Regions from separate parts of the Homo sapiens genome. Here regions 1 and 2 are each linked to region 3. The links are chromatin contacts, found by Hi-C or POLR2A ChIA-PET in ENCODE. All regions are on one chromosome and are shown on one strand. Each heading gives the region's core, a stretch centred on a gene start or an enhancer-like site at or near the end of the contact. The rest is flanking DNA. Distances are from core to core; before and after follow the strand shown. Region 1 holds the start of NFKBID (NFKB inhibitor delta). Region 2 holds the start of U2AF1L4 (U2 small nuclear RNA auxiliary factor 1 like 4). Region 3 holds the start of FXYD7 (FXYD domain containing ion transport regulator 7).

Region 1 (3,108 bases), core at 106-2,605, 760 kb before region 3:
CCCCTGAGAGCATGGCATCTTGAAAGCAGGGGAGAGGCCACCGCAGTGGCTCATGCCTGTAATCCCAGCACTTTGGGAGGCCAAGGTGGGGGGATCACCTGAGATCAGGAGTTCAAGCCAATATGGTGAAACCCCGTCTCTACAAAAATACAAAAATTACCCGGGCATGGTGTCAGGCTCCTGTAATCCCAGCTACTTGGGAGACTGAGGCAAGTGGAGGTTGCAGTGAGCCGAGATCTCACCACTTTGCCACTGCACTCCAGCCTGGGCGACAGAATGAGACCCTCTCTCTAACAATAAAAATGTAATAATAAAATAAAATAGAAAAGCAAGCAAGCAGGGGAGAAATAGGGCCAACATGGTCAGTGCTGTGAAAGGTCACCAAGTGAAACTGAGAGTGGCCTCCCACTGGAATGCCAGCTCCAGGGCTGGGAATTCCTGCCTGCTTAGTTCACAATACACAGCAAAATGCCTCCTCTGCTGCAATAAATTATTTTAAATGATGAATGAGTAAATGAAACCAGACCTCTAAAAAGGGTGATGTAGGGGAGAGGGAGAAATTGAGCCACACCCTATACCCTTACCCACAGACCCTTCCTCTGGGAGTCTAGACCCCCAGTCCTGCCTCCCTCTGGACCCAGTAATATTCTCCCTGCCCCCACCCCATCTCCATCCCCACTCCTACCCCTACCCCCATGGGCAGGACCCAGGAGACAAAGCCTCCAGCACCCCCTTAGACACAGACCCAGAAATCCAGGCCCCAGCCAGGCACCATGGCTCAAGCCTGTAATCCCAGCACTTTGGGAGGCCAAGGCAGGCGGGTCACCTGAGGCCAGGAGTTCGAGACCAGCCTGGCCAACACGGTGAAACCCCATCTCTCCTAAAAATACAAAAATTAGCCAGGCATGGTGTCCAGCACCTGTAGTGTCAGCTACTCGGGAGGCTGAGGCAGGAGAATCGCTTTAATTCAGGAGGCGGAGTTTGCAGAGATCGCACCATTGCACTCCAGCCTGGGCGACAGAGACTCCTTCTCAAAAACAACAACAAAAAAAAAAAAAAAAAAAAAAGAAAAGAAAAAAAAGAAAAAGAAAAGAAAAGAAATCCAGGCCCCCCGGTTTCTCCCTCCTCTTGGAGCCCGGTGCCCTAGGCTCCTTCAGAGCAAAGATCTGGACCCCAGCTCCCTCCTTCCCGGGGGGACTGAGTAGTCCGCCTCCCAAGTCCGCCGCGCCCATTCAGGGACTGCGTTCGCCGGAGCGCGACCCGGGGACTCCCAGGCCTGTGGGCGGGCCCTGCCCAGGACTGGGCGGTGCCATAACCCCTAGTTTAAAAACTCGCGGGTACCGGACCCAAGATCGGGGACCCGGCGGCGGCTCCGCGGGGGAAACAGCGAGGCTGGCGCAGCGCCGAGGCCGCGGCCCTGGGGGCCCGCAATCCACGCCACGGAATCCCCGAGGTAATGGGCGCGGGCAGGACGCGTTCGGCCCCCTAAGAGAGTGAGGGACTGAGGATCGAAAGACTCCCGAGGCCCTGAGGGACGGAGCTGAAGCGTCAGTCCTTTATCCCGAGAGTGAGGGCCCTAGGTGTTTGGAGGAGGAGGGGATCGTGGATCGTGACAGAGGGGCGGCTGGGATCCCAGACTTCTGGGTCCTGGGGGTGCAGGGGCCTGGGGATCCAGGATCGCAGGGCCCCGAGGGTGCAAGGGCTGGGAGGCTTGGGAGGCTGGATCTCTGGGTCCTTGGAGGTGCTAGGGGTTGCTGGCAACCGAGACTCCTACCCCTAGAAGCAGGGACTAGGCTGAGTGCGGGGGGGGGGGGGGGGGGCGTGGTTGCTTAAAATCGGCGTGGGTCTCGGTGGGGAAGGGTCCGGAGCCTGGCCTCAGGGTCTACGCTGGCGGTGACCCTGCCTCTGCCCCGCCCTGGGATTTCCGGATGGCCACCCGTGCGGGGCTGAGCAGGAATTCCCCTTGCGCGGGGATTCCACGAGCGCCACGATCGGCCGCGCGCCCCGCCTCGGAGCAGGACACCTGGGGCACAGGACTTGGGGGGAAGGGGAGGATGGAAGATTCCCTTGCGTGAGCGCCGTGGCGTCAGCGCGCCGCGTCGGGGCTGTTTCCGAGCCACCTCCTCCCGCCCCCGCCCCGCGCAATCCCCACTTAACCCTTCCTCCGCCGGAACCCAGGCTCGGAAGGGTGAGGGTTCTGTCTTTCTGAGTCGTGGGAAGGAGTTTGGGAACTGGGGCTCCCAGGTCCTAGAGAGGAAGGAACTGAGGGTCCAGATTCCTGGGGCCTGAAAAAGAGACTGTATGGATGGGCCTTTTTTTTTTTTTTTTTTTTTTTTTAATGGAGTCTCTCTCTGTCGCCCAGGCTGGAGTGCAGTAGCGCGATCTCCGCTTACTGCAACCTCAACCTCCGCCTCCCGGGTTCAAGTGTTTCCCCTGCCTCACCTGGGATATACAGCCGCCTGCCACCACGCCCGGCTAATTTTTATATTTTTAGTAGAGACGGGGTTTCACCATGTTGGCCACCTGACCTCAGGTGATCCGCCCCCCTTGGCCTCTCAAAGTGTTGGGATTACAGGCGTGAGCCACCGCTCCCGGCCCGGGGTGAGGCCTTTGACTTCTCGAGGAGGGGCGCTGGGGACTCCTGATTTCCGGGTCAGGTTCTAGGGAAAAAAATGTTGGGAACCTGGATGTGAGTCTAGGGAGTGACGCCTGGCGCCGGCCCCCCACCAACCCGCTGACTTCAAAACTTGGATATCTGGGGGTGGAATTTTTTTACGGAAGTGGGGTGGTTGCTGCAGAGGGGTGCCCTCCTCCCCCTTCCTCACTTTCCGCGACGGTGGTGGAAAGTTGGGTCAGAGGGAAAGTGCGGAGCAAAAGGAAGGAAACGGCGGAGGCGGATGCCCCACCCCAAATCTTCTAATGGCTTTGGAGGAGTCAGGCGGCATCTATGTGCCAGTTTTTCCGCGCGGGAGGGCGAGGAGGGTGCCCAAACCCACTCCCCGCGCGCCACCCCCGCGGCATTTAGGTGACTTAAGGACCCTTGATGACTTCCCCCTCTCCTCTCCCGCACAGTGAGCAGGGGTGAGCGCAGCCACTGCCCAACGCAAA
Region 2 (2,825 bases), core at 71-2,570, 600 kb before region 3:
AGAGGAAGCCCACAGCTGAGCGCCAGACATCTGTCATGGGAAACAGAAGCTGGAAGGGTTGGCCTCCGGCTGCTCTCCAGACTTCCCTAGACCAGCCTTCCCTTCTCACCCAGAGCCCCAACATTTTGGATCCTCCATTGTCCCTTCCCACCAAGATTCCCCGCTTCCCCCTCTCCCCTGCCACTGGCCTCCCTCCTCTGTGCTCTAGACTCACAGCCTTTGATTTGGCTCTGTTCTGTGTAGGCTGGGACAAGGAAGGCCTCTCGGAAGAACCAGAAGATGTTGACCAACCAGAGAAAAGGCAGGAAAGCAAACCCCCCTAGGGAGAAAGAAAAACAAACAAACAAACCCCAAAACCTCATAAGGCAATGAAGATCTTCTCCAACTCCCACCGAGATCTATTTGGAAGAAACTCTCCCACACCCAAGTTCAAATGGAGATTTCTGTTGTCAGGGACTCAGGAATCTGGCTCCTCTTTGGGATCCAGGAATCTGATTCCTCAACCATCTCTTTCACAGGACCCAAGAGTCCAGGCCCTCAATCCCCCTCCTCTCTTGGGATCCAGAAATTGAGGCCCCAGCTTCCTCATTCCTCAGGACCCAGGCCCTCCCCACTCAAATCCAGGAGTCGGCGTTCGCAGGTCCTTCATCTCTTAGACTTAAGAATCCAGGCCCCGAGGCCCTCTTCCCTCGGGTGCTCTAGTCCAGTCCCCTCTCTTCTCCTGGGACCCTAGCGATCTGCCTTACCCAGGTAGTACTTCCGGCACAGGTTCAATTTCTCCTCATTGGACACTCGCTCCAGGTTCATAGCTGCGCTGGGGCCGGGTCGTCCCAAGGGTCTGCGGGGCAAGACCCAAGCCTTGACCCTAAGTAACAGATGCAAGGATCACGAACAACCACGCCCCTATTAGAACAAATCAGAGATAAATGTAAAGGTCGGTTTGCTGAAAGCAGGGCATCCCCACCCCCACTAGTAAGCTGGCTGGATTAAAGAGCTCTTTATATTTACTAGGGTGGGCGAAACGACCCCCAACTCACCAGGAGAGCTCACTTCCTCCGGCTGGGGTGCCTTAGCTACTTTCAGTTATGGACGTTTGCGCGAGACGCCCCAGGTTTCCCTGGAGATTGTAGTCTTCTTTGGGCGAGGCAACACTGCACGCATGCGCTGTTAAAAGAACTCCTACCGGGGAGTCTATGGGGAGGGCGCGCGCCTCCCACGCGCAAGCGCCCTGGGGCGTTTCCGAGCGCTTGGTAAGCGCCTGGAGAGGGCAACGAACTACACTTCCCAGTGCTCCTAAGCAACGGAAGTGACGTAAGAGCAGCCAGACCTGGAGGGCTTGGGTAAAAATGGCTGAATATTTAGCTTCGATATTCGGGACTGAGAAGGACAAGTGAGAACGGGCGCTGGGAGTGGACTCTCGGGGGGTCGGGGCCGGGGTACTGGGGTCCTGGGTGGTGGGGCGGTGTTTCTGGGGTGCCCAGCTTCCCCGGCCCTCGGTTCACCTTTGTCTTTGCACCTTTTCCAGGGTTAACTGCTCTTTTTACTTTAAGATCGGGGTCTGCCGGCACGGGGACCGGTGCTCCCGGCTTCACAACAAGCCGACATTCAGCCAGGTGAGACCCGGCACGGAGCCTCGGGGGTTAACGGCTCCCTGGCCCTTCCCCTTCTGGGGCCGTCGTCACCATGTCCCGCCTATTCCGGGTTCCTGAGTCCCTCCCCACCGCCCGGCTTTTTTTCTCATTGGACCTTTCTGCAGGCTCCTCCCACCGGTCTTCGTGCCGTTTTCCCGGGAACTTGGTCGCGCCCCCATGCGTACAGGCTACACACGGCGGCTGTTCATCTTTGCCAGTCCCTTCCATCCCGCTGTTCATCCTTGCCAGTCCCCTCCATCCCTTTTCTGGTTTCTTAGGGGCAAAGGATCGCCGATGCACTCATGATGCTTAGGCTGGGGTGTAAGGTTCCACCCCCAACCTTCATGCCTCACTCTCTGTTCATGCAGCCCTGCCCTCTGAGCTCAGGCCCCGCCCCTTTTAAATTCTGTGCAGACCATAGTGCTGCTCAACCTGTACCGGAATCCACAGAACACAGCCCAAACTGCAGACGGATCACACTGTGAGTAAGGGACCAGGCCTGGGGGCAAGGTGAACAGCCCCCAGTAGGCTACACTCTGATTCCACCCTGCCCGCCCCCACCCCAGGTCATGTGAGTGACGTGGAGGTGCAGGAGCACTATGATAGCTTCTTCGAGGTGAGGGTTGGTAGGGGCAGATGGGGTTTCTTGTGGGAGCTCAGCTGAGTTCCTCCCCGTCTTCCACAGGAGGTGTTCACAGAACTGCAGGAGAAGTATGGGGAGATTGAAGAGATGAATGTGTGCGACAACCTTGGGGACCACCTCGTGGGCAACGTCTATGTCAAGGTGCTTGCTGCCCCCCACTTAGGGCCCAGAAGTGGAGGCGTTTCAATGCCTGATGGTGGCCACTGTAGGCTCTCAGCTTGAATTTCATCACTAAATCCAGTCCAGCCCCAGAGCGGGTAGTGAGTCCCCTGAAGATCTCTGAGTTCTCCTGCTGACCCTGACTGACATTTCCTGCAGTTCCGGAGGGAGGAGGATGGAGAGCGGGCCGTGGCTGAACTCAGTAACCGCTGGTTCAACGGGCAGGCTGTGCACGGTGAGCTGTCTCCTGTCACTGACTTCCGGGAGTCATGCTGTCGCCAGTATGAGATGGGGTATGGTAGTTCAAGGGTGGGATGGGCACTTGGAATCCCAGACTTTGAATGCGTGGTAGGGGCTGTCAGTGACAATGGCTTCCTCCATCTCTCTACCCT
Region 3 (3,192 bases), core at 686-3,185:
CGCCACCCCAGGCTGGGTGGGGTCCCCTGTGAGGTCCTGTGTGAGATGCAGGTTTCAATCTTGACCCTCTCCCCTCCTTTTGCACCTCCTGCCGTTGCCCCTGCAGGACTGGCTTCTGGCCAAGCTAAGGGTCCATTTCAGGGATAGGGACCCGGACCCAGCTGTGCTCATGCATCCCTCTTCTGTTCACTCCTAACTCTCCCTCCTGTTCTCTGGCAGGGTGGAGGGAGACTCTCCCCTCTTCCCCCCTCGCTCCCCAACAATTCATTAATTAGTTTCCTTAAGCAGCTTGCAATGCACAACATGCTTTTCCTCCCCCGGGGTTTCCCGAGACCTGCGGTCCCCTGTCATGCTGTGACTGGGAAAGGGGGAGGCAGAGGAGGTTGGGTTGAGGAGTCTGTCCTCCCACCTCTGCCCGTCTGCTGCCATCGATCCTGCTAACCACCACCTCTGCAAAAAGAAGCCCTGGGCTCCCGCCAGGCCTGCTGCCTCAGCCCTGCCCCCCTCCCTAGGGTAGCTTCCAGCCTCTGCAGCCCCCCCCACCCCCCGCCCTGCTTCGGATTCTGCAGATATGGCTCAGTGCAGCAGCCCCCGCCTGCTGGGAAGCGCGGAAGGGAGGGAGCCATCCAAGTGGAATTCGGGTTCCCTTCACTGCCAGGGGCTTCTCAGCACCCCTGGTCCCCTGCCCTCAGTGCTGGAGACCCTTGCTGGGCACTGGCTCCCTCTTGAAGCAGTCTGTGCCTTGCTCATCTGCAGAAGCAGGATTAGCAGTGGGGGCTATTAGGGGGCGACGGTAGAAGTGGGTGTTTAAGTGGGTGCATAACTGGGTTAATTGGTGTGGAATGGAAATCAGTGTGTGGCTGGATGGGGGCAGTAGGGGCAGCTAGGTGTATACCCAACAGCACCTCTGGGATTGGAAAACACCCCTGCTGTGGGCTGGAAGGAGGGTCCCATCGCCCCATTCCCACACATAGGGTCTCACTGCAGTGGTTTGGGCCCCACCCCACATGGCTCCCTTCTTCTCTTTCTACTCCCCTCTCTCCCCATGGGTCCGTCTCTCTCCCTCCGTCTCTCTGCTTCTCTCTCCATAGCGGTCTCAATCCCACTATCTCCCAGGCTCTCATTTTTTTTTCTCTCTCTCTCTGCATCTCTGTCTACTGCTCTCAGCCTCTCCCCTCCACTGGGAATCTCTCTGAGTCCATCTATTTGTCTTCCTGGGTCTTTGTATCTGTGACTCTGGATCTCCTGCCTCTCTTGGTCTCTGTCTCTTCCAGGTTCTCCCTGTCTGTCTCTTGCTATATCCCTTCTCTCTGTCTCTTCCTTCAGCTCTCACTCCTTTCCTCTGAACCTGGCTGTCAAGGGTTTCAGGAAACAGACACCCTAGGAGACAGCACTGGAAAGAAGAGGGACATGAACCTCCTCCCCTTCCCTTGCCCACCCCAGGGACCCTGAAATCTTCCAGAACGTCTCTGGTCGCAGACCCACCCGCTCCCACCCTGCAAGCTCATCTCTTCCCCGTCTGCTACCACCACGGTGCGGGACCAGCCACCCGGTTGCCATAGCGACCTGTCCGAGCATCCCTTCTCCCGGGACTGCCACTCTCCAACCGCAGGTCTGGCACAGGACGCCTGCCGGGGAGGGGGTGTCCCAGAGACCCGGAGGGGCGATCGGGGGGGCGCATTACAGGGGCTTCCGCCCACAGGAGGAGCGGACCTCCCTCCCCCAACTCCCTTGCCTTACCATTGCTTGAATCTCCCGACACCCTCTCTCCTAGGCTCTCAGATCCCGGAGCCCCCCTGCAACCCCCTCCCCAAACGACGCTCACCCTTTGTGGGGGTCTGGGTCGGGGTCGCCATGCTGGGCCGGAGCAGGGGGCTGCTGGATGCTTTGGCGGCGAAGGCGCGCTGCAGCAGCTGGAAGCAGGACGGACCGATGTGGGGGGGAGCTGGGGGGAGCCCTGGCGTGGGGGGGCCTGCAGCCAATGGGGGCCCGGGGAGCCCGCCCCCGTGCAGGCCACCCCCGCCCCCGCCCCCGCCCACCACCGTCGTCCCCGCCCCTTCCTCTAGGGTGGGGCGCCCCCTGCTGGGGCCCAGTGGCGCTGGCGTTTCGCGCTGAGGGACCGAGACCGACAAAGTGCTGTCGAGAGGAACGCACGTTTTATTGGAAGTCTTGGCGGCAGGGGGAGTCTGCGGGGGCAGGGCTGGGGAAGGGGCGGCGGAGGGGGCGGTGGGCGCGCAGGTGGAGCGTGGGAGATGTCAGGTGCCAGGGGAGTCCTGTGAGGGTGAAAAGGGTGAGAGGCGAGGGGGGACGTCCAGCCCCACCCCTCGCCGCCCTTCAACTCTGGCACTTGGCCCCCTCCCTCTCCCGCCTTTCCTTCCTCCCTCCTTCCCTCCCACCGCCGTGTCAGAGCTGCAGCACCTGGCCGGATTCCATCGCTCCAGGTGTTTCTACCGCCTGCGGGTGGACAGACCTGGGGGGAACACGGAGATCGGGGGTCATTCTGGAGAGGCATCCCCAGCTCCTGGGCAGGTGGGGCCCGCGGCGGGGCAACTCCCCGCCCTCCGCTTTCAGATCCAGCCCTTCCCTCTACGCAGCCAGGGAGGGCCGGGAAAAGCGGTCCTTGGAACCAGCCCTCTCCCCAGAATACCCGCAGTCTCCCCAGACTCACGGCGGATGGAGCTGCGGAAAGTTCCCTCCTCTTCATCGGGTTCCCCAGTCCTGGGAAGACAGAGGCAGAGGGATTTCGGGATGGAAAGGGGGAGAGGCTGCCCTTCTAGGAACCCCCCAGTACAAGCCTCCTTTCCCAGATTGGTGTAACTAGGCCCAGATATGGACGAAGAGCAGGCTCGGGGTCCGCCAGAAATGAGGAGCACCCAGGAGCAGCTTATGTGCTGGCAGGGGGCTTCTAAGCTGGTTAACAGTGAGTACCTCCGCGGATTTGGGGGCAGGGATGTGAAGTTGGTGGGGGAGGGATAGTCATGGGGACTTGGCAGACTGCCATGAGATGGCCTGGGTTGGAAACCCAGAACCCCCCATCTTCCACTTGAGTGATCTTGAACAAAGTGACTTTACCTCCCTGTGCCTTAGTTTCCTCATCTGTCAAATGGGGTTAATAACAGCACCTCCCTCCCAGAGGAAGTGAAACCGTATCTAACACGTGGTACACACCCAGTAAATATTAGCTACTACTTA

The links. Hi-C counts contacts between places; a loop is a spot of excess contacts on that map. ChIA-PET counts read pairs that join two places held with the same protein, here RNA polymerase II (POLR2A). Pooled maps may share reads with other maps.
Region 1: a pooled map shows a loop between it and region 3 (8-fold over the local background). The contact joins the promoter of NFKBID here to the promoter of FXYD7 in region 3. A Hi-C loop is called at or near these places in 5 of 50 pooled maps.
Region 2: a map of gastrocnemius medialis shows a loop between it and region 3 (4-fold over the local background). The contact joins the promoter of U2AF1L4 here to the promoter of FXYD7 in region 3. A Hi-C loop is called at or near these places in 2 of 168 maps with a recorded cell type or tissue (ascending aorta and gastrocnemius medialis) and 14 of 50 pooled maps. POLR2A ChIA-PET finds 5 or more read pairs at or near these places in 2 of 52 experiments (CD4-positive, alpha-beta T cell and OCI-LY7).

The regions. Positions count from the first base shown.
Region 1 is chr19:35,898,787-35,901,894 of GRCh38, reverse strand. It overlaps NFKBID (NFKB inhibitor delta), which reads left to right and starts at 1,355. Exons shown (of 12, transcript NM_139239.5): 1 at 1,355-1,453; 2 at 3,073-3,108. The coding sequence starts at 1,393. RefSeq lists a silencer at 1,322-1,471 and enhancers at 1,371-1,926, 1,832-2,081, 1,927-2,483, 2,496-3,067, 3,068-3,108.
Region 2 is chr19:35,743,913-35,746,737 of GRCh38, reverse strand. It overlaps U2AF1L4 (U2 small nuclear RNA auxiliary factor 1 like 4), which reads left to right and starts at 1,320. Exons shown (of 6, transcript NM_001040425.3): 1 at 1,320-1,390; 2 at 1,526-1,613; 3 at 2,317-2,415; 4 at 2,593-2,726. The coding sequence starts at 1,347. It overlaps PSENEN (presenilin enhancer, gamma-secretase subunit), which reads right to left and starts at 1,087. Exons shown (of 4, transcript NM_172341.4): 1 at 1,038-1,087; 2 at 747-903; 3 at 215-319; 4 at 1-30. The coding sequence starts at 807. RefSeq lists a silencer at 2,608-2,768.
Region 3 is chr19:35,141,998-35,145,189 of GRCh38, reverse strand. It overlaps FXYD7 (FXYD domain containing ion transport regulator 7), which reads right to left and starts at 1,935. Exons shown (of 6, transcript NM_022006.2): 1 at 1,826-1,935. The coding sequence starts at 1,856. FXYD1 (FXYD domain containing ion transport regulator 1) reads right to left here. Exons shown (of 8, transcript NM_021902.4): 6 at 2,669-2,718; 7 at 2,419-2,470; 8 at 2,081-2,273. The coding sequence ends at 2,448. RefSeq lists enhancers at 1,152-1,713, 1,714-2,274.